3 separate regions of the Mus musculus genome follow, and all the other regions are linked to region 3. The links are chromatin loops, found by intact Hi-C in ENCODE. Cell type or tissue: left cerebral cortex. All regions are shown on one strand. Region 1 overlaps Marchf8 (membrane associated ring-CH-type finger 8). Region 2 overlaps Alox5 (arachidonate 5-lipoxygenase). Region 3 holds the start of Marchf8 (membrane associated ring-CH-type finger 8).

The links. Peaks named below come from ENCODE experiments on the same cell type or tissue, not always from the same donor. Only the 100,000 strongest peaks of a DNase experiment are listed, where the experiment ranks them.
Region 1: it touches region 3 in a loop (2.1-fold over the local background); 2 of 42 quality-filtered maps call a loop at or near these places.
Region 2: it touches region 3 in a loop (2.4-fold over the local background); 3 of 42 quality-filtered maps call a loop at or near these places.

The regions. Positions count from the first base shown.
Region 1 is chr6:116,402,186-116,410,185 of GRCm38, forward strand. It overlaps Marchf8 (membrane associated ring-CH-type finger 8), which reads left to right. Exons shown (of 8, transcript NM_001302383.1): 6 at 1,235-1,415; 7 at 3,450-3,597; 8 at 3,840-7,355. The coding sequence ends at 4,141. It overlaps Alox5 (arachidonate 5-lipoxygenase), which reads right to left. Exons shown (of 14, transcript NM_009662.2): 14 at 7,886-8,000. Among named protein-coding and RNA genes, the nearest start is that of Gm38880, 7.0 kb to the right of the region's middle. In left cerebral cortex, no CTCF peak of the experiment used is centred here; a DNase peak (open chromatin) is centred at 3,768.
Region 2 is chr6:116,420,616-116,428,615 of GRCm38, forward strand. Alox5 (arachidonate 5-lipoxygenase) reads right to left here. Exons shown (of 14, transcript NM_009662.2): 4 at 6,528-6,650; 5 at 3,522-3,628; 6 at 2,528-2,700. It overlaps Gm38880 (a long non-coding RNA gene), which reads left to right. Exons shown (of 5, transcript XR_869387.2): 2 at 1-104. Among named protein-coding and RNA genes, the nearest start is that of Gm38880, 11 kb to the left of the region's middle. In left cerebral cortex, CTCF peaks have their summits at 3,259 and 7,865 (motif pointing right); a DNase peak (open chromatin) is centred at 3,264.
Region 3 is chr6:116,334,912-116,342,911 of GRCm38, forward strand. It overlaps Marchf8 (membrane associated ring-CH-type finger 8), which reads left to right and starts at 3,111. Exons shown (of 8, transcript NM_001302383.1): 1 at 3,111-3,304; 2 at 3,475-3,579. In left cerebral cortex, a CTCF peak has its summit at 3,369; DNase peaks (open chromatin) are centred at 3,077 and 3,494; H3K4me3 peaks cover 1,991 bases; H3K27ac peaks cover 831 bases.

The DNA of each region.
Region 1 (8,000 bases), 67 kb after region 3:
GGTTTGCCAGGAACCACCATCTGGCTGTTTCTGCTAATACCTTTATAACCTCATTACCCTGATTTAATATGTGAAGTTTCTGGAAAGTGAAGTAGCAAGACATCTGTTGCCAGCTATAGAGCAAAATTATGTTTTCCATACAGTGACACCGTTTGCAAACTAATTTCCTAAGATGCAGAAACTACACATATTAAAGGCCTTGCCGACTCCTCTGAGTAAAATAAGCATGCTTTGCCTAAATATGTGGAAAGAAATAGTACTTGCTTGCCCCCATGAGTGTGGGAGGGGCTGGTCTCCAGTGGCCTGCCCATACCCTTCCTTCCCTTCTTGCCTCCCTCTTACCTTAGGGGTGTTGTCCAAGTCCAAACTCTTCTTCCCAACTCTCTTCCTGTACAGCATCCTCGTCGGTCTCATCTGACCCCAATGCTGTGCCTCCCTCAGTTTCCCTTCCCAGTGCCAGCCGTTACATTTCTTACTGTTGGATCAGAAAACCTGTTCCTGACACAAGTAACCCATTACTCTAGCCAGGCTGGGCCAGGCCCTCTTCAGAATAGTAGTTCTACCTGTTGCTCAGCTGTTGGAAAACATTTCTGTTCTCAAAAGCCTAAGTTCATGGAGGTTAGTGGTTGAATCCAAGATGGTTCCTTAGAAATAATGACTGCTTTAATAATTCTCACTCAGTGCTCTGAGAGTACCCAAAAGAAAGGAATTTGCAGAACCATGGTGAGTTTTAAGTGCATACAAAGTACTTGGTCTCTGCTCAGTTTCCAAGAGAGGGTGGGAGGGTGTGGCTGTTGTGCATGTGACTTGAGGGTGTGATTTCACTAGCAAGCAAGCCTTTTAAGCCACTGTAGTGTTTTGGAGGTGAGAGTGCTTGTTTTGGTTTACATAGACGTTTTCCCTCTAATGTCTTATGTTCTGGAAGGTGTCTTTATTGTTGCCTAAATTTTATCTTTGAAAGTTTGAAGTCTTCCCTAAAAATGCCTATTTTGTCATTTTTTGTATCGTTCTTCCCTTTCCGTTGCCAACTGCCATCCTGACGTTGCTGCTGTGGTAAGCTGACGTTCAGCTAATCGTGATTTTTCTCATTCGTGCTTGTGTGTCTCTGTGCTGACAGTCACTTTTACGGTTTTCATTTCTGAACTTTGGTTTGTGGAGGAATTGGCCTTCTGGTGCAGCGCCATCTTCCCTCCTAGAGCTCCTCTTTTCACTGACTAGTTCCCTTCCACCACAGGATCTGCCACTGTGAAGGGGATGACGAGAGCCCTCTGATCACCCCCTGTCACTGCACAGGGAGCCTCCATTTCGTGCATCAGGCTTGCCTGCAGCAGTGGATCAAGAGTTCTGACACACGCTGCTGTGAACTCTGCAAGTACGAGTTCATCATGGAGACCAAGCTGAAACCTTTGAGGAAAGTACGTGAGAAGGGGGTGGGTGCTCGGCAGAGTCGTCCTTTCAGACTGTACCTGGGCAGCTGTGTTCACTGCTTTAGAAATTGAGGCTGGAGTGCTTGCTGTCGAGCCTTACTTCTGATGGTAATGGCTCAGGTCTGGCCTTCCTTCATGCTGCTTCTCTTTCCATCACACTGACACTGTTTTCTTCTTGCTCTTCTCTCCTTTGACCACCAACTATCTTGTGACATCTTGCTCAGCATTTAATTTCTTATATGTCAGCTGTTTTGTGTCTCTTGTTAGGACACTTAGTGATGAGTATCTCCAACACTGAGTCTAGTTCAGCACAGTTTGTATGTCTGTGCTAAGTATTTGCTAGCTGAAAGGATTACTACATAAGGAGGTCCCCCAAGTCACTGCTGCCTTCCCATCCATACTTGTCAGTTTCATACTTCTCTCTCTGCCCAGCACAAAAGATCATATTTGGAAGGAGAAAAAAGGCTCCTACTGTGCCAAAAGCATTAATATATAAGTTGCTAGGGAACTTATTATTATGGGGCCGATTAAATGCTAAGTTAGCTGGCAATGGAGCACACAGAAAGAAGTGCTCCTCGTGGGGCAGTCTCATGGGAGGAGGGGCATTGTAGATGGTTTGGCTTGGGGAGTGCTTCTCCCCAGTGTGTATGATTTGCAGGCAGAGTGAACAGGCTTTAACAGGCAGGGGCCAGATTGCCTGTGGAGAAAAGTATCCACTGAGGTGGTGAATGTGAGCACTGCGGGAGTGTAAAAGGGTTGAGCCATGGGTATCTTAGGAAAGAGTGAGAACCAGGCACAGAAGACACAAGGTGCTGATTCAGGAACCGTGCTACTTCTGAAACCCCAACAGAAAGCAGTTGGATGTTAGAGAAGGCAGGTGCAAACTGCTCAAGAAAATGCTCTGCCTGGTCAGAGGCTCCTGGGACCTACTTGGTGTAATCTGTCACATGATCCTGTAACACTTGGATAGTATAGATCACTAATGAAGCTCTGTTTGCAACTTAGCCTGATAGTCTATACCCGTCATTAGCAGAAGATAAGCAAAATGTTTACACTTTCTTCTTTCTACTTTTCTGTCTTCTGATTTGGAAACCAGTAAATGACTAGGCCAGTGTGTCCGGATAAGTTAATGACCTCCTAGAGGGATGGCACTGGCAGAGCTGCTTGTTAGGAACTCTTTTTTTTTTTTTGAGACAGGGTTTCTCTGTGTAGCTCTGGCTGTCCTGGAATTCACTCTGTAGACCAGGCTGGCCTTGAACTCAGAAATCCGCCTGCCTCTGTCTCCCGAGTACTGGGATTAAAGGCGTGCGCCACCACACCTGGCTGTTCAGGATTTTTTTTTAATTAGATATTTTCTTTATATACATTTCAAATGCTATCCCGAAAGTTCCCTATACCCTCCCTCTGCCCTGCTCCCCTACCCACCCACTCCCACTTCCACTTCTTGGCCCTGGCATTCCCCTGTACTGGGGCATATAAAGTTTGCAGTACCAAGGGGCCTCTCTTCCCAGAAAGGATGGACTATCCAGAGACTACCCCACCCGGGGATCCATCCCATGGTCAGGAACTCTTAAGCATCGGTTTCAAGCTGTTGCTACCAAAGTAGCAGAGGACCAAAGAGTGAGAGCCTTCTGCCATTCCCCTTTCCAGCACCGATGAGACCCGTTCCTGGTGTGCTGTGGTGTCACCAGTTAGCACAGACCTGACCCTAGCAGCTGCGGCTCAGCTGCCGTACTCCTTTTGTCAAGTCTTCATTGTCTGACTGCAGGAGTAAGAAACTAGCTCATGGGAGGCCACTGCTCGTCTCAGTCCTGGCTTCTCTTCATTGCACAGAAAGTTGGCTTTGTCCGCTATGTCATTGAAGCCAACTGGCTTAACGTAGTTTTGTGTGTGTGGGGAGATTGATCTGGCCTAGGAGAGGGAGGGAAGGAAAGCCTCTCGTAGCCATGGGCAACGCTCACTGCTTCCCATTGTGATCCTTTGCTCTGAAGCTGAGCCTCATATCCCTGTGTTGTCTTCCAGTGGGAGAAGTTGCAGATGACTGCCAGTGAGCGCAGGAAGATCATGTGCTCAGTGACCTTCCATGTCATTGCTATCACCTGTGTGGTCTGGTCCTTGTATGTGCTCATTGACCGCACAGCAGAGGAAATCAAGCAGGGTCAGGTAACAGGTGAGTATATGGGCCGTGAGGTGAGTGCTGTACACAGGTCCTGGGGACTGAGGTTCTGGGGTTTAGAGCTCTGTTTCCTGAGAGAGCAGAGTAAACTACATTGAGAACACTTCCTGCTCCTTTTGGGGAGGGAGGACTTGATGAGTCAGAAATGTACAGAGTGGTTGTGGGCGTTCAGAAGCTCTGTCCTGCTTCCTTCTGACATGAGACCTCCTGATGAGCTAACTGAGTCTCCCCTGCAGGAATCCTAGAGTGGCCTTTCTGGACGAAGCTGGTAGTTGTGGCCATCGGCTTCACTGGAGGACTTCTCTTTATGTATGTTCAGTGCAAGGTGTACCTACAGTTATGGAAAAGACTCAAGGCTTACAATAGAGTGATCTATGTTCAGAACTGTCCAGAAACAAGTAAAAAGAATATTTTTGAAAAGTCTGCACTTACAGAGCCCACCCTTGAAAATAAAGAAGGACATGGAATGTGTCATTCCACCACAAATTCTTCTTGCACAGAGCCTGAAGACACTGGAGCAGAAATTATTAACGTCTGACCATGTGAGGGTGTCATTTCCTTGATGTCCACCAACAGCTGAAGGAATTTGTCTGCTGCCAGTTGTGTTCCTTCTTTCTGTCGTTTAATAGCATAGACTGGGCAGGTGACTATTTATAGTGGCCTCTCTTTTTCTCAACCCTCCTTGGTGTGAATGTCCTAGAATTCTTGTGGGGCAGGTACCACTGGGTTCCATTCTGCCAGGCTTCTCTGTGGTCTGGGAAGGTGGGAGACCCCATGTATCCATGACAAGGAGCTGGCTAAGTTCCAGCCCCTGGTCTTGAATAGATTATGGAAGTAAAAAGCTAAAGCAGAAGACAGAGCAGCATGGGGAGAGGAGGCGGGTGATGGAGGGTCCCCAGAGGACAGAGCAGCATGGTGCGGGAGGGCTGCTGCTGCTGGGAGGGGTCCCTCACACTAACGAGAGCTAGGAGTGGCAAGGGAGCAGTGCCTCCAGACAGCAGCCCTGCAGCCCCTGCCTTGCTCAGCTGATGCCACCACCTTGCTCGGGGGGCAGACAAGGCCTTGGGCTGTGTCTGCTGGTGTGTGACTCACTGAGAAAACAGCACTTTATGAGAGTTTTTATTTTGGAATTCCTGTGTTTAATGGGAGTGACATGTTTAAACACGTGTCACATTTAGAAATGTTCTCTTTATTGCCTGTTATCTCTTTGCATCAAAATCGAACTGAAACCATTTCTGCCTTATATATTCTGAGTAGTAGATGTCCTTCCATGTCCAGAAAAGACTTCAGACTTTAAGCAAGACAGACAGGTCTGAGACTCCATGGGAATTAATGGATGCTAAGAGTGTAATTCCTCTGGTTTTGAGCCTGTTTCCTGAAAAGTCCTATCTCACAAGCTCACCCATACATTTCTTTGTTGTGAGCGTTGAAATGAAAGGGTTTTGAGATGTAATGAATCTGAATCAGGGTGAGCATTTAAAAAACGCTCCTTTGACTGACAGATGTCTCCAGATGGAGTGGGTACACATTGGGGACACTCCTGTGATCCACCTCTGCTGTCCCCTGTGCTGACAAAGTTCTGTGGAGTCATTGCTGAGGGCTGGGAGGTCAACAGACCAGCTCTGGGATGAGGTCTTGGGTGAGCAGTCAGCTAATTGCATCGCCATTGTGTCACTGACCTGGCCTCATACCCACTTATTGCCTTAAGCAGACTTGACAGGATCACTAGGGTCCTTAGCTCCAATGTGACCTATTCTGTCTTGGGGTTACCTCCTGCGCGATATTTTCACAAGACAGACAAAATCAAATCACTACTGCTAAGTGGCCATTGCCCCTTTAAAAAGTTTGTTGAACATTTTTTTTCTTGAAGGCCATTGTCAAAGTGCCAGGCAATAGTCAACTTACAATGTGACAAGAGGAACCGCAGAAGTGTACTACTCTCCAAGTGGCTGCTGTCGGCTCCAGGGTCTTCAGATTCTCTTGAGGTGGCCAGGGCAATGCCTAGGGTCCATCTCCCTGAGCTTTGGCTGCTTCACCTGTCTTCTCCAGAGACTGAGGCAAACCGAAGATGAATCTTTTGTAGTTCCTAGTAGAAGCCCCGTGCTTAGTTTTCAGAAGCATGTGGAGGCTAGCTAGAAGGCTTGTGGAAGCAAGTTCTGTCCTGTTATCCCCTTGTCTACTCCCTGGAGTCATGGAGTTCAGTTGTGGAGCTGTTCTGCCAGGGCTTTCAGCCATTATCTAATGGGCCCACCCCTTAGGTCAGCCTGCCCTCTCTCTCCCAGACCACATAAGCCTCCCTGTGCTCACTGTGCCCCAAAGTGCAATTACTCACACTCAGTGAGGACACCAGGCAGCTACAGACTGCCCACTAAGCTCTGACTATTCCTTTTAGCAGCTGCTGCGGCGAGTCTCTGACCCTGTCCATCTGTCTGTGACAAGATGTTCCAACATTGGGTGGGCAGTCAAATGAAGATGGAGGCATTTGTAGAGAAGAAAGTGTCCCTCAATGGGGGTTGTCTCTGCACAGCTGCCCTAGGGGACTTGTACTCCCACATAGATAGGTGGCTTTGGAAGCATGGCTTCATGTTGTTCCCTTTATTTCAGGAAGGCCTGATGCTATCTCTTCTCTGGCTTCTCTGATGAACTCTGTCCTTCATCCTTCCCCCGCTCGTTTTCCCTGAAGGTTCTCTGATCTAGTAAACAACTACACATGTGACTCAGTGCAGGAGACTGGCAAGGCACGGCTGCGAAGCATCTGGCAGAGCTCTGGGTCTGCCCAGACTCTCCTAGTCCTTGCCTCTTTGGCCTCTGAGTAATTTTGCAGGGCTATCTGTCTACCCCATTGTTCCTCACTTTGAGCTTAGATATAGTGGGAAGATGGCATGTAGCTAGACCAAGCAGATCTAGGATGAGGGAGACCTCAGGCCAGGAGGGCTTGTGCTTGTGGGTCAAATGAAGAAGGAAGTCGTCTCAGGGTGTCACTGGCAGCCCTCTAACTTGGCCTTTACCCCGTATGTCATAGACCCATTCGCACAGCTTTGACTCTAGCTGCCACAAGTGAGTAGTTGAGGGTTATGCTCAAGTGTATCACAAGATTTTCCTGGAAATGTAAACATTCTCTTAGTCTAGGTCTCTCTGTCTCTCCTTTCTGGCTTCAGGACACTCTTCGTTAAGTAGGCTTAGTTTTCAAACCTGTGGGTATGTCCAAGTGGACACAGATGTGCAGGCTCAGGCGGTGGGGGATAGGACAGTTCAAGGCCTGGGGTAGTATCTAAGTGACAGAGGGGAAAGGCTGTGTGGGCAGGGTGAAGAGCTGTAATCTTGTGGGTGTGGTTAGATGCACATGTATATATTTCATTCTACCTGTTCAAATCTGGTTTGGAATAATGCAGCTTATAGCTGCAGCTCAAGGAAAGCCCAAAGCATAGGGAGAGAAAAGGCACTTGTCTCTGTGTCGGGAGTGAGTGACGAAGGCATGTAACTGGTGCACATTTAGATGCAACGTTTCAAGTTGATTGTTAATAAAAACCAAATTTACACTGGTGTGTGTAGTGTAGTTTCTAAAAAGCACTTCACATTTTAAATTTTTCTTGGAAAATTTCTAGTAATCTAAATGTCTAATTTTTTAATCTTTTTGTGTATGTTCATTGTTTCTCAGTATTACTGCTTGAATAATTCTCTGTACAGGGGATTTGTTTGTGCTATATACGGGGTGTCTAAAGTTAGCAATAAAGCCTTTCTTTACAAAGGAATTTTGTGATGAGAGTGTTTTCAAATGGGGAAGCTAGGATACCCTTTCCCGCCCACATATCAGTAAAGAATAATGAGGCCATAGGGAGAAGAGAGAGGGCCCAGAAGTAAGAGGAGTGGAAGTGGAAGGGGATTTGCGTTGATGCTAAGGTCCATGTGATAACTGTTTTAGTGTCTGGGTTACTTCACTTAATCCTTACAAACCTGCCTTAAGAGATCAAGCATCAGCCAGATGGAAGTAAGAGGAGGAGATGCAGATACTGATGCCCGTGCTAGCCTTCGGCATTGGGACAGATGAGGCGGGTGCCCTGTCATTCATTCGTGAAGGCAGCAGCAGAGACAAGGAAGCAGCCTGGATAGCCTTTGGCTGGCGAATGCATAATGAAGATGTGGTACTTATTTATAATGGGATTTTGTTCAGCTGCCAAAACATAAAATCTTCAGGTAAATGGATGGAGACACAATATTAAAGGACATGACCTGGATACAGACACGAGCTATGTGTTCTCATATATGAATCATAGCATAAATTCAGATCTTTAGATTTGTGTGTTTAATTTAGAATACCTGTATTGTCTACAAAAGCAGAAAGGGCCACTGGTATGGAGTGGGGGGCAAAGACCTTGTCAGTTGGAGGAGGTAGTAGA
Region 2 (8,000 bases), 86 kb after region 3:
CTCCTGCCTTTGTCACACCCCTGCAGACTCTGCAAGTCAGCCTGCTGGTCACTGGAAGAGTCTGTCTAACCTACTTTCCTCTCTTCAAGGCCAAGGGTACAAAGGTAAGCCCTCATTCTCTCCTGCAGTATATTAACATAATACATTTTACATTTACATTCAACACAGGAATGTTTCTGCAGTGATCCATTCATGTATCATATAGAACAGAAGTTCTGAGCTTCCTCCTTCATGGTTCAGAGGTTTATTTGAACCAAAATATTTGCTGCAAAAATTTAAAATATGTCACAGTCTTGTGTCCCAGAAACAGGTAAACAGGTAACACCTACCAGGACAGACAGACAGATACACACACACACACACACACACACTTGTACCAGGATAGCAATACTACAGAGCCTGGGGCAGAAGTAATCTTGTGGAAACTAGATCCGTATGTTCAATCAGTAATGAAGACTTGCTATTGTTTGATACTTGCAGTATCAAAAAATAGGTCAAAAAGACTGGGACTTCTTATTTAGCCACATCTTGTCCCCTAGGCCAGAACTTCTTCTATTTAAACTTAAAACTCATGACAGTGCCCCAAGATGGATTTAGGGGGTCACTGGACCTCATTATCTCTTCCCCCTGTGTGTCCATATTGATTAAATCTCTGTTTTTTCCCTTTCTACCTATCTCTTTTGTTTGTGTGTGGGGCTGGGTGGCCAAACCTAGTCTATCTGGGCCTCGGGAACCCAGGCTTTTACCCTAAAGCTTTGGGTACAAATGGAATTCAGAATGCATGGGTCTGGTTCTCCAGCTCCAAAGCTGGCTTACATATTTATTTTCTGCTTTCTAATTATTTTCAAAGCTAAAATGAAAGACTGGCCACAACTGACTCAGGTTCATTGTGCCTGAAAGCTGCTTAATGCTCAGGAAAGAAGCGGAAAGACCACTCTGAGAGTGAGAGAGGAGAAGTCAGACATGCAGATGCAGCTGGAGGACTTCATTTAGATCAAGTTCAACACTGGGCAAACTAGCCATTGTCATCCAGGACAGGGTTCTCCTGGAAAGGAAGAGATGGGGGGGGGGGGCTACTCTCTGCATATATGGGGGGAAAAGGGTCCTTGAAAGGTTCTTCCAATCATGTTCCAAAACCAAATTTCACTGGAAAATATTTTTAAAAAATATTTAGGGGTTGGTAATATAGCTCAGTGGAAGAGGGCTTTCTAAGACATGTGAGGCTCTGGGGCCACTTCTCAATACTGTAAACAAAGCAACTCGTGGGCTTGGTGTTTAACATGTCACTGAGGCTGTCAAAGAAAGGTGTCAAGAATGATGGAGGGCCCTGTGAACTGTTCTGGTGTGTTAGTTGGTGACAGTATAAGAGACAAGGTAGTCAGTCTGAGTCTAATCAGGAGTGGCTGTTAGATTGTTAGATTATTGCCTCATGATCTAAACCACAGCAGAACATCATCACTATCATGTGTTTGATGGGTCAGCTCAAAGTGAAGATAACCCATAAGCCACCTCCCCTGGAGTTGGTAGGGGGCTTGTCTTGGAGAACAGGCAAGGTCCTACTTCTGGGTAGCTAGGGGCAATTGCAGAGGTTTAGGTCCCTCTTAGTTCTAAGACATGCTTATTTCTGTGCATGGGGTGGGTGTAAGGAGTTGTTGTTGCTGGCTGTCTGCATGCCTAGAAATATGTCAGATCCCATGAAGGTCCTGATGAGTGGGGAAGGACTTTCCATGTGGATCAGGACCCCAACTTCAGTTGGTTAAGTAACCCCCAAAGTCATGTAGGCAGGAAGTTAGGCCTGAATGGTATGTGTTTGGAGTCTCCATGTGGGCTGGGTACCTAGACAGGGTGAACAGAGGCAATGGAGGTTACATGAACAGCTGGAGATGGAGGCCCAGTGGTGCTAGCTGCAATGGGGAGATGGGAGTATGCTGAGGGTTGTTGGGACTCTCAGCAAGCAAAATAAAATCTAGCACGGTAATGCCTGGAAGATTCCATCAGATGCAAGCCGATTTGGTTTAAACTCTATCCGACTCAAGACAAGATCAGCCTTGGAACTGGGGATGAGGGCTTGAGCCTGCAAGTGAAAGTCAGGAAAGACTGGCTTGGGAAAGTGTGTGAGGGACAGGTAGTGCCTATGTTTCTAATTAGCAGTAAGTTCTACCTACACAAAGTCTACTTCTTTCTCTAGTTTCCTCACCTTTGCAAAGCAGATGACAGTTGGGTGACTATGTGTAGAACACACCTATCACAGGGAATGTCAAGTAATTATTGATATGGACATTGAACACAACACTGACACTGTGTTTGCAGATGTGAGGATTGTGTAGATGCAGCCCCTCCTGTGACTGCATGTGGCTTGCACAGTGCCCAAGATCCTCCTGGATGCTGCAGCCAGAAAAATGAAGAAACTACTGATTTCACACAATCAATCAACCAGACAAGCCAGTAAAAGTCTGGGGACCAGCAAGCATTGGACAGCAGGAAGTGGCTACTGTGGAAAGACTAGGTCTTCAGCAAGCTGGCCTACCTGTACTTCCTGTTCTAAACTGAGCTGCCGCTCTAGGCTGCACTCCACCATCTCTGTGGTCACTGGGAGCTTCGGGGGCAACGCTGTGCAGCGCTTGATGAGTACTGGGTTGCAGCCATTCAGGAACTGGTAGCCAAACATGAGGTCTTCCTGCCAGTGGTTCTTGACTCGCTCTGTGGAGAGAATGACCTCTAGATAGGACCGCTGGGCAGGATCCCACGATCCTGCAGGAGGACAAATCTTTGTAGGTATCGGGATCTTCTCACTTGCCATGTCCCTACTTGCTGTGTCCCTACTCATTGCTGAGTCAGGCTATAGAGCTAGTTTTCCTAGAGCTATGCCTTAGTGAACAGTAAGATTTCCAGGCACTTGCTCTTCTCAAGGTTTCCGGTCCTTCCGCCCAGCATGAAAAGAGAGGGGAGAATGTTGATCCCTTGTTCTGAGGTCAGCATCTTTAACCATTCCTGCCTCTTGGAAGAGTGATGGCTGTCATGACTCTCCATCTATTACTGTCCAGGACAGTGCCAGGGCTCCAACTAAATGAACTTTGGTCTTAAGGACCCCATTGCTGTAAATTTTGTTTTTACTACTATTAAGTGTGTGTGTGTGTGTGTGTGTGTGTGTGTGTGTGTGTGTGTGTGAGCACACACACACACTCATGCACATGTGTCTCCAGAGACCAGAGACTTTGGATGCCCTGTAGCTGAAGTTAGTGGTGGTTGTGAGCCACCCAGTGTGGATGTTTGAAACTGCACTTGAGTCTTTTGCAAGAGCAGAATTGCTCAGCCATCATTTCAGCCTCCAATGCTAGGTTGATGTAGCCCAGTCCTGCCTCGGGTCTGAGCAGAAGAGCCACAAATGATTTATGTATGTAAAGAAAAAGTCCCATTGGCCTTGACACTTCTGGTGAGATGATGTCGAGGGGGTGCATGGGTTGGATGTTTGCAAGTCTCAGACAGAAAAATAAACTCTCCCGTCCACAGAACCCTCTTACCAGATATAGTGTTGCTGATTTTGACGAAGATTTTCTCAAAGTCAGCAAAGTCGTGCCAGGAAGACTGGAACATGTGCATGAAGCGGTTGATGAACAGGTTCTCCATCCTGCAAACCAGGGGACAGGTCACCTTGCCCACCCACTATGCCATCGCAGAGTGTTTTTACTTCATACTTGGGAACCTCCTCATAGCCCAGGCAGTTCCAAGAGGTAGGTGCTGGCCTTGTGGGACCAGGATAGAACTTATCCTGTGGCAGACGCTCTTCCTACTGCACCCCAGCTGTGTAAGAGACCAGGCCTATGCCCTCTGGAATGTCTCTGAATCCCACCTCTGCATGTGTTCATTCATTCCTTTGCAGAGCACAAATGATAAATGGGGCAAGACTTTAAACTTTAAAAACCTGCCCCTAGTTCATTCTTTCTGCAGCAAGGCTGCCCGTCCTAAACTTTCCCAAATAGAGCACCAAATATTACCTACGCCAGTTCTATAGACATTTCTCACTTAAACCACACTCAACTCCTGGTTCCCTGTAGGTTTGTGCCATATCATAATTCAAAATCTTTTAGTCCAACTGCAGATGTCCCCAGAGTCTTGCAAGCTCAGTTCTGTGTTAAAGTCTCTTCTGAGACTCTAGGCAATCTCTTAATTATAACCCCCATTTAAAAAAAAAAACTACATACTTCCACAAAGAATATACATTACCGTTCCACAAGAGAGGAAAGCAGGAATAGAGAGGAAATACTGGATGAAAGCAAGACTGAAACCCAGCAGGGCACACTCCAAATCCTTTAGCCCTATGCCTATTGTCAAAGGGCTTAAATGGCTCTTCCCTTCCAACTTTGCTGACTACAACATATATTTCTCTCTTTGGCTGATTCCAATCTATGTGAGCAGCTCTCCTATGTATGTATCTCTCAGCTCTGACACCTCCAATCTCTTGGTGTCTCCACTGCAGCCAAGGCCACACTTGTATAGCTTGATCAATAGCCTCTCAGAGCCTCTTGCTCTTGTGGTCTTCACACAGGGACATCCGTACCACACAGTGCCTTGCCTTAGTGGCTTTCTAAAACCATGGGGGAAGACTCCACAATCCCTTCATTCTTGCATCCTTCATGCCTCTAAAGCCAGCACCAACTGGGTACTAAGTGTTCATATACTCAAGCTTACAGGGTCATTTCTCATTCAGGTCACCAGAGTTAGTTTATATATAAATCATCTATTTATGTATGGGAATATATATATGTAAATTACTTTATCTTAACCCACTGGACTCTTGATTTCCTTACCTAGAAATGACCAACAATAGCTGTGAAAACACCCAGATGGAGCAGACTGATTTGTGGTCCTCAGCCCTGGCTGCCTGTTGGGTGTGTAGGTAGCCAAGTCCTTCTCTCTGAGACTTGTCTGTGGATGTGCTGTGTGCTGGGAAGTGCTAAAAGTTCCTGGGGGAGTATAAGGCTCAGTTGGGCTTCAAGAGTTTAGGGTTTTCTAGGTTTGTATGAGTATAAAAGTTCTCTAAGAGTCAAAGTATAACATCAAAGGTGTCCTTGCTAACCTTGGTCTGGTGCTGAAAGAGTCTACTCTTTGACAGAGTATCCATGGTTGTGCTGGCATCCTGCAGCAACTCTAGTGCAGACATGTAACCCAGAGTTGAGTGTCTCTGTTGTTTATTAGCAAAGGACTTTAGGCAAGGTCCTCAACCTTCTTATTCCTTCTCGGTTCCTCAACTGCAGAGAGGACAATATGTCCTATGGTGCTTGGATGGCCCCCATAGGCTCCTATATTTGAATGCTTAGTCATCAGGGAATGGGCCTATTTGAAAGGATTAAAAGGATTAGGAGATGTTGCCTTGTTGGAATAGATGTGTCCTTGTTGGAGGAAACTGGGGTTGGGCTTTGAGGTTTCAAAAGCCTACACCTGATCCAGGTCTTTCTCTGTGTCTGCCTGTGGTTCAGCATGTAAAGTTCTGAGCTACTTCTCCAGCATCGTGTGTGCCACCGTGCTCCCCACCAGGATGATAATGAACTTAACCTCTGGAACTGTGAGCAAGCTCCCACTTAAATGCTTTCTTTTATAAGAATTGCTTTGGTCTTAGTGTCTCTTCACAGCACCAGAACAGTGATAAACACATATGCCTACTTCATGGGGTCCTTAAGACAAATGAACAAGAATCTAAGTCATGGGACCAACAGTGTCATCTGAGTCACTGTTACTGTGGAACCTGCCTCTTGGCATCAGTCTGGACTCCATCTTCTGATGGACTGGCCACAGGAGTGAACTGGAAGTGGAGATGGAGTGTTGTAAGTAAGAACAGCCTCTGCTTTTAGCTGAAAGCACGGGGCTGTAGGTGCTAGAAGACTTTTGGGTCAAGGCTGTTTAGATATAAGTCATCTTGCAACTGTTCGATGAGAGACTACCTCCTGGCCTGGGTAGAGCAAACGCATGGGGAATGGTGTTCAGCTGAACTGCTCCCCCAGCCCAAGTCCTATAAAAAAGGCCTTTCCTACTATAAGAAAGAACAAATACGAGTCTTTTCTATCAGATGCTCTACAACTTGCCTTCAGGACAAGGAATTAAACTCATTTTACCATCCCTCCCCAAATAACCTTGGACTTCTATGGAAATGCTTTAATTTCCCCTTCCCCAACGAAATCTTTATTTACACCAAGGTCCATTGCTGTATTCTAGGCATTTGATGACCTGGATCAGTGACCCTTTTCCCCTTCCTTCATTTCTTGTGTACCAATTCTGTTCAGGTTGGCTCATTAAGGCCGTGAATTGGATCCCAGTCAATGGGGAGAATACAGACACTACCTGAGTTAGAATAAGCAAATACAATGTCTGTCTTGGTGTATGGCTGCCCTTCTGATCAAGAGTACAGCTTTCCTGGTCCAGACACTTGAGGTGGAATGGTGTGCTCTTTCTTTGTGGTCCTGAAGTCCTAACACTCTCCCATCCCCAGCTATCAGATGAGCCACTCATACCCTGAAGTTCTTAAAACTTACGCTTTTGAGTAGTTCAGAACAAAGTCCACTCCTTTTTCACTATCAAACTGGATATCTCGGGGCAGATCCTTGTGGCATTTGGCATCAATACTCAAAGGGAAGCCGGGGTTCCACTCCATCCATCTAGCATGAGAAAAGTGAAAACACTATGTTAGAGGTGGCCCTTTTGGCTATCCCCTGAGCTGAGGCTGCCATGTTGCAGACAAAGTTGTATATGGTGGTCTATTTCCCATTATAAGCTCAATGCACTATAAGTGGAAGTGCCAGGAATCTTTCCAATGCTGAATGGCAAACATTTGTGCCATGGCATGATCACAACAGTAGAGCTATGAGACTGGCTTATACCAAAGAGTTAGTGAGTGGAACAGATGTGCACTCATGAATAGAAAGGAGCGAGGGAGATCCTAGAGACCTCACTTAATACAGGTGACTTTGAACAGCCCCAGCCCCCAAGAGGGGTCTGTCTAGACAGTCAAAGGAAGAGGGCTTAAGGCTCCTATGCCACACTCAGCCAGTGTCAAATGTCCTGCCAGCTTGGTCAATGCACATCCTGATTCTGTGTGTGGTGGTTGGGGAAGGAGATAGTTTTCACGGTGGAATCAGAGGGCATTAAAGGAAGTGAGAAAGAACATTGGGTGCAGACCACTGAGGGAATGCCCCTATAACATCTGGCCTCCAGCCCGGTTAGAGGTAGCCACAACCAAAGTTGTTCCCTCTGGAGAGAAGCAGACACCAACTCCAGTGAGCACGTTTAAATTCTTACAGCCTTCATGCATTGAACACTTACTGAACATTCTCTGAGAACAAACTAATGAAAACAAAATCATGTTCATTCATTTGGGACAGAGAAAATAAATCAGTTTTGCTTAAACACTGAAATATTCACCCTGAGCTCAGTTTTCATGGATATTCCCGATTTTCCTTGCCATTAAAGCTCCCTTTAGGGATGCAGGTTTTGGGCATCAAGAAGTCTTCAGCACTTTAACATGACCTTGTGCTCCCACTGGTGCAGACTCCTCGTCTTCTCCTTGGTGTCTGGCTAGCCCAGGGACCCTCTTAGAAATGAACATCCCTGGAAAGAAACTGAGTGTACAAATGGGACTGATGGACTGATTGAAACTTTGATGAGTTTGTGGAGTTTGAAATATTATAGGTCCAAGAGCATTGTCGGAAATCAAGTCTCTCCTCCATAATTGGGGGTTTCTGGGTCTTTGAGGAACGTGCTTCCCCCAGTTTAAGGTTCATCAGTTTGAACAAAGAGTAGAGGGCTGATTGATAGGTCCTTGTCTCAGGGTAAATATCCTGAGCAGGCTTTCGATTTGTTGGCCAGTCCACCAGCAGGGGGCCCTTCTGCCCTACTGGTGGGAGAAATACTCTCCAGGCCTTTATGGCTTTTTCAGGTCAAGAGTGTGAGGAAAAAGCTGGATGTTTGCCTTTTATTGAAAAATTCTATTTGTGGTCCCACTGTCTATC
Region 3 (8,000 bases):
AGTTAGAGAAAGGACTGAAGAACCTGAAGGGATTTGCAACCCCATAGGAAGAACAACAAAATCAACCAACCAGACCATCCCCCAGAGCTCCCAGGGACTAAACCACCAACCAAAGAGTACACATGAGGGGACCCATGGCTTCATATCTTCCTAGTCTTCCTGATTTCCCTCTGAACCTTAAGTGCCTCAGAAGGTGGAGGCTCCATCTGTTAAAGTTTCTTTAGACTTACTACGGATGTTGAGCATATCTACTAACATCAAAAGAGTCTTAGCCTGTCTGGACTAAGGGGATGTCTTTTCTATTCCTGCACAAACATCATGACCAAGAAGCAAGTTGTGGAGGAAAGGGTTTATTCAGCTTACACTTCCATACTGCTGTTCATCACCAAGGAAGTCTGGACTGGAACTCAAGCAGGTCAGGAAGCAGGAGCAAAGCCCACGGAGGAATGTTACTGGCTTGCTCAGTGTGTTTTCCTGTAGAATCCAGAACAGCCCAGGAATGGCACCACTCACAATGGGCCCTCCTACCCTTGATCACTAATTGAGAAAATGCCTTACAGCTGGATCTCATGGACACATTTCCACAAGGGAGGCTCCTTTTTCTGTGATAACTCCAGCTTGTTGACACACAAACCTAGCCGGTACAGGGGATATGATCTTGCTTGGAGACTTAAGGAAATCTAGAAGACAGATGTCAATACTTAAGACATCAAATCACATAAACAATAACAGATATAGTCAATTGTCATGATTAAGATTAGCACTTAAAATGGCAAGGCCATGATTGTGTGCTAACGATGTTAGTGAATGATTAAACAAGGCAGAATCAGACAGATTTAATTTATGCTTACAAATGTTAGTGAATTGAGGACACATTGTTCTTGTGCTGTTGCCAAAATATTGAGTGTGATTAGGTCTTGTGATATAGCCACCTTCATCTTAAGTTTTGAGTTTAAAAAATGAGATGCTAAACTAAAAACCATTTAAAATACTGAAAGCAATGTGTCTTTTCTTCTTATAGGGATACAGAGTCTTGTTCTGTTGTTCAGGCTAGCTTCAGGGCTTGATTCAACTCAGTGATATCCAGCCTCAGCCTTTGGTATAGATGGGGCCACAGGCATGTGCCTCCATGCCCACTTTTGGATTTTTTTCCATTCTAGAGTTGTCTAAACACCTCATTCTAGAAGAATGAGTCTTTACAAAGAAGGAGAAGTGTCAGGTCATCTAGGACTGGACTCTCTGGAGCCACAAGAAACCTCTTTCACAAGCTATCCCAGGTGTTGCTCTTGTGGAAAGCTGTCCAAGACTTAAAATCAGGAAGTGTGGATTCAAGGGCTGCTTTTCAACAGCATAGTTAAGATATAGATATTCATCTCTTAATTTGTTTCTGTTATTCCTCACACTTCAGATTCACCTTGTTCAATGCCATTATGATCATAGACACCAGCAGTATATTTTGTCACTGTTTTTTTTTTTTTAGGTCAACTATGTAGTCTAGGCTTGACCTTGAATTCCTGATCTCTTGAAAACCTCCTGGGGCAGAAATTACACATGCACACTAACATCGACTGTAACAGCATCTTTTGTTTGCAAGGAACCCGTAACTGATAAACGTGTGCTTAAGCATTTGAAGAGTTGAGTGTGACTAGTTGTAGGGTAACATTGGCCCCCTGGCTCATGCCTCACTTGGCATCCCCTGATCTACAGTCTAGGAGGGAAGTCATCCCCTTTAGCACAGACAGGAGGATTTTTACCAAAGGCCACGAGGCTTCTTGCATTGAGCAAATGGTCACCTCAAAGCAACTGCTTTTTTTCTTTATTTTAGCAGCTTTACCTTCTAAGTACAGAGGTTTCTTCCCACTTCCTGTTTGTTCCCTTGTTTGGACAGATGCAAGATTTTGGTCTCAGGACTCAGAGCTTTGTTTTAGATGAAGAGAGGCTTCAGAAATCTCTTGGGTAGGGAATCCTTGTGTTAGGAGACTCTAGCTTTGCCTAAATAATATTTCCAGCTCCACAACTACTCAGACACTTCTAGAACTTGGAAATCTTTGTCACTTCGGATGGCAGGCTCCCACACCCCCAAATCACTTAATTGACTCTTCTTGCCCATGTACGACACTAATGGAAGTTTAGTCCTGCCTTATAGGAAAGCCTGCCACCAGGGCAGGAGGATTCTCTCAGGTTGTAGCTGCTGCTTCCCACAGCAAAAATCTGCACGAAAAAAATTCACCATTCCATCTTCTAGATGAATGTTGCTTTCAAGGTGATCTACAGGAATGGACCCATTTTTTGCTTTGCTACATGGATCCAGATGTTTTGTCTCCTGACAGTTTGCTCTCTAAACAGCATAGTATGCAAACTGACCAGCATATTTGAGTATGCTGAGTAACCTGATTAGCTAAACCAACAGACTTACTTCTAGACAATAGAAAATCGTGGAGTACTGCAGGGATTGCCTTACAAATCTCTCATGAATTTAAAAAAAAATACCTTGAATGTACCGTGTAATAAAGATTATTGGATAAATAAAACTGCCAGTGGCCAAAACCTCTCCTTCTGTAAGATGTGACTTAGGAAAATTAGAATGTCAAGAAATTGTAAAAGTTAGGAATGATAGCTTCTGAGAGAATCTTTGGGTCCAACCAACAGTACTGTGGTGGGGACAAGTCACAACACCAGTGTACAGGTATAATCAGGGATGAGTTTAATGTAGACAAAGTAGAGTCAAATACGTCTTGTCTACATGGACAGAAATATCCTCATAAAAATTATGAATACCATATTTACATATCCATACCATATACACTCAGAGTCTCTCTAGGTTAGGGAGTGAGAGAAAAAACAAAACAAAAAACCCTGCTCGTCCATACACACAAACGTTTTACCGCGTAGTTCTCGCTCCCACTTCATTTGCTAGCGCACCGGAAGGTTTACCTTTCTCTACACTGAGAAGGTGAAGCCGGGCGGAGTCTACCAGCAGCCTCACCCAGCGCCAGTCTACCAGGCGGCCGCCGCCGCTACCCCGCCTTCCCAGCGCCCCAGGTCGCCAAAGCAACGCTTTTAGCCTGAGGCGCGGCGGGGCACGTGACCGGCGCGTCACGTGACCGGTCAGTCGGCGTCCTCTCGCTGGGTGGTGTAGGCTGCGCGCTGACCCAGCGGCCCTGCTGCGTCCGGCCCGGGTCATGCAGGAAGCGGGCCGCGCGTGGAGCTCCGCGCCCACCTGAGCTGCTCGCGCCGAGGTGCGGCGTGGCGGGGCCGCGCGCTCCGGGCCACCAGGGGTGTGGCCGCTGGGAGGCCGCGACAGGTGGGTGCGCGGAGGTCTCGGGCCGGGGAGAGGCCGCGTGCTGCGGGGCGGGGTCCGGTCACCCTATCGGCGGGCGGCCGAAGGTCTCGGGCTCTCTCAGGTGAAGTCCTGCCCGGGCTGGGCTGTGAGGGCGCGCACCGGGCAACCCTCCCTCCCTGCCTCTGCTTCAGTCTCCGCGTCCGTCCGAGATGGAAGTGTGGATTCCTGGTGTCTGAGTGCCTGACGTGGCGTCTGGACGGTGCTGCTCTAGTAGAAGCGCTGGAGGCAAAGCGTAGGTAGGCTGCTTTACATTTTAATCGCCGCCCATTTGCTCGTCTTTAAAAATGTTTTTTTTTTTTTTTTGGACTCCTTCATCTGAGTCAAGTTTTTTTAAATAGGGAATTTATTAGGGGAGGATTATAATGGCTCACGTTCTTCTCACGTATCTTTAACGCAGCTAAACCTCCCTTAAAAAGAAAACACGCTTCTCTGAAAGCCCATTTGAAAAAAAAAAAAAAAAAAAAAACAACAACAAAGGAAGAAAGAAAGCCAGCCCTTTTCTGCTTCTTTGTCTCCCCCACGTAAAGACACACAGTGGTCATACAGCTGTCAAGATTTATTATGAAGTGGTTTTTTTTTTTTTTTTTTGTCGTTTTATGTTTTTGTTAATTTGATGATGTCTCAAGATACGTATGAAGTATGGCCCTTCCCATTATTTTTTTTTTTCTTTATTTTGTTCGATTATATGTTATGCAATTAGAGAAATAATAAATATATAACTTATCTCTTGGAAAAAACAGCAGTATTTCTGATCAGCCCCAGGAGGGACTGCAATCGTGCTTCTATATAGTAGACTTCACATGTACTTGCTTGGTTAGTTACTCAAAATGGGAGTGGAATACTTCATTTAGAATACTCAAATCACGTGCTGTGAAAAAGAATGTATGAACTATACATGGAATGATGTGGACACTTTTTTTTTTAAAAACTAAATGTTGAAAATCTGAAGCAAGAAAATTTTGCATTTTGAGAGATTCAGTGTGTGAGACCCTATGTTCAATAAAATCAAACGAAATATCCTGTTGGATGCAGTGAATGAGGGTATGCAGAGTGTGAAATTACTGAGGAAGTTAAAATAAAGAGCCATGTGTACTTTCCTAACTTCTTGTTTCTGGAGACTTTATTGATAAGAGATGTACTGAACTTTGATGTTAGCAGGGAAAATCGCTGGGCACGGTGGCGCACTGTGATCCTGGCAGTGGGAAGATAGAGGCAGAGAACACATTTTAAAAAGTTTGTCCTTTGTGAGGAGGTGGCTGTTGGTCGTCTAATGTCTGTGACACCCAGGTGAGGTACATTGTCTTTTCCAAGACAACTCCCTCCTTTACCTTCTCTTTAAGTATAGGCAGACGATGAAACTGTGTTGCATGTCTTGGCTACATCCAGGATTGTCAGATGAAACACACGATTCACAATTAAATATGAATTTTAGGTAAACACAAAATATGTGGAATGTACCTAAACTAAAAACAAATTTATCATTTATTTGAAGACAAGGTTTCCTTGCTTCTTGTTGCTAAATGTGAGTGTTTTAAGTCCAGCATGGCTATGTCATTTAAACCAGCATTAGGAGAAATTAGTTCAAGGCCCAGACAGGATGGAATAGATTCTCTTGTTAAGCTTCCCTGTTGGGGGCTGCAGATGTGGTTCTGTAACAGGGGGAACGCGTAGCACGCACAGGGCCTTTGTCCAGTCTCGGATAACAAAACAATCAACCAGTGGGAGCGAGAAATGAAGAGCCCTCTTTACTGTTGGGTGAGCCATCTGCTTGAAGGGCATCTTCTGTCACAGGAGTTCTGTCCCTCTTTTTCCTCTACCATGTTCTGTTTCTTCACTTTTCTTTCTGAGGATTAAACACAGGCTCTCACACAAACCAGGTAACTGCTCTGTGACTGGTTCTGCAGCCCACAGCCCGTTGTTTATAACGTCCCACGTGAGTACTGATTTCATGTCCCCTCTCTCTCCATTTCTCCCTCTGCTCCCACAGCTTCCTCTGAAACATATGGCCTCTTAGCCTCGTAGTCTTTATTATTGTTTTACATACACACATGAACACATGAATTCTGTTCCTTTAGTATTTCTTGTATGTATATGTGGTTAAGGCTGACCATTTGGGATTGGAGGATTGGGTAACCTATCAGGGAACTTATCCCTGGAGAAGATTGGTTTGCTCTCTCTCAGCAGCGATTAATTGCCTGTAGCTCTTCTTCCAAGGGTGGGGTCTTGTGAGATTTCCCTCATCCACATTGTTATATCAAAAGATGCTGCCATTGTTCAGGTCTTCCCTAAGAAACCTTACTGATGAGATTTTGTGGCTGCAGTGTCCCTGTCATACAGAAGACACTATCATGTAGCAGACAACCTGGGCATCTGGCTCCTCCATCTTTGCTCTCTGTCTTCTGATCTGTTCCCTGAATCATTGTGGTTGTGTTGTAGATCTATCAGTTAGGGCTGTTGTTCACCCAACAGCCCGTTATCTGCAGTTGGCTCCCCTTGTGGCTTTCTGTACTGGCTCCTGTCTGTCACTTTAAGAAGCTTCTGTGATAAGGAGGGAGACCTATACTTATTTGTGAGTATGATGGTATTTACAATGCAGTTAGAAATTATGCTGATTTACTAGAGCAGGTCCTTCTCTAGGGTCATAGACCTCACCAGTCAGGGGTAGTTGGTTAGATTTATAATATGAGACATTTTCCTCTCCTGTTGAGCTTGCTTTAAGTCCAAATAGATAGCTATTGGTTACTCTCAGCATCCAAGTGCTGGTTCCTTAGTTACTTTGCTATTGCTGTTAAAAGACATCATGACAAAGGGAACTTGTAAAAGAAATCATTTAACTTAGGACTTGCTTACAGTTTCAGAGGGTGAGTTTGTGACCATCATGGTGTACAGCCTGGCAATAGCTGAGAGCTTACATTTGATCCATAAGCACGAGGTAGGGGCGGTGGGGGTGGGGATGGAGGCTGTGGGGGGTGGGGGCATAGGCAGACTGACTGACTAGGCATGGTGTGGGTTTTTGCAACCTCAAAGTCCACCTCCAGTGACACACTTCCTCCAACAAGGCCACACCTCCTAATCCTTCCCAAAACAGTTCCACAACTAGAGACCAAACATTCAGATATCTGAGCCTATAGGGTCATTCTCATTGAAACCACCACATCTCTGTTGCACCTTTTGGAATATCTTGTCTTTCTGGTCATTGCTGTGGTTTGTAGGTGGTACAGTTGGATAGTATTGTTGCATCATTTCCCTCCATTGGCAAATTGCATAGCACCTTCCAGTACTGTGAGAGCTAGTCCTTAAGGAAGAGGTCTTCACAGCTAGCCTAATTCCTCCAAGTCCTGTGTCAGAAATATGTGCCTTCTTTAGCAAAATGGAGTTACTTTCAAACTTTGGGAGGTGATCAAGAGCAATGGCAATAGCCTGCATTGTTTTGGTAGTCTCTTGGGCTCTCCTGACTAACCACTCCAAAGGATTCTTTCATGATTGTCACTGGAATTTTTGTTAGGTAGTCTGTAGTTTTTGAGGGGGAGTGTTGTTACCCCAAGTGGAATAACTTTGTTTAAGTACACACATATATATGCACATGCATTTCTACACATTATATGTATTTTATGTATTATGTGTATTTTAAGTAAACAAAATAATCTGCTTTCCCATGGCTTTTTCAAATGTCCCTGTGTGATTTATTTCTCCTCCCTCTCCCTGTGGATTGTCCTCGTTTTCCCAGGAATGTTTGTTGATCTTCTCTTTTTTTACTATTGATCTGCATGTCTATTTTTGAGCCAAGATCATGCTGTTGTATTATGATAGCTCTGTAATATACTTGAAATCTGGAGTGGCAATCCCTTTGATATCATTCTTTTTGCTCAGAATTGCTTTATTTTGTAGGATCTTTTGTGGTTCATATGAATTTTAGAATTTCCCTCCTATTTCTGTAAAGAATAGCGTATGGGGTTTTTATTGAGATTACATTGAATCTGTAAATTGCTTTGGTAGAATGGTCATTTTCACAATATTAGTTCTACCAATATATGAGCATGGGAGATCTTTCCATTTTTTTAGTGTATTTCTCATTCTTTTTATTCAGAGTTTTGAAGTTGTTATTGTAGAGGTCTTTCACCTTGTCAGGTTTATTCCTAGACATTTTATTTTCTTTGAGGATAATGGGATTTTGTCCATAACTTCCTTTTCTAAGTATTTGTTATCGGTGTCAGAACAGCTACTGAACAGATAGTGGTGGTGTATACCTCTAATCTGAGCAATGGGAGCTAGAGGCAGTTGGATCTCAGTTTGAGGCCAGTCTAGTCTACAGAGTGAGTTCCAGGGCAGCCAGAGCTACACAGAATCCTGTCTTGGAAAACCAAAACCAAACACACACACACAAAACCAATCAACCAACCAGCCAACCAGCCAACCAAACAAACAAATAAGAAAGGCTACTGAATTGTGTAAGGAGATCTGTATCCGGCCATTTTGCTGGCCATTTTTCTGGAAGGCTTGATTATTTCTACAAGTTTTCTGATGAAATTTTGAGATCTCTTATGTATAGTGTATCCTCTCTGCAAATGGGTAATTTGACTTCTTTTCCTCTTAGTACCCCTTTAATTTCCTCCTCTTGTTTTATTGCTCTAGCTAGTGTTTTGAGCACTATATTGAA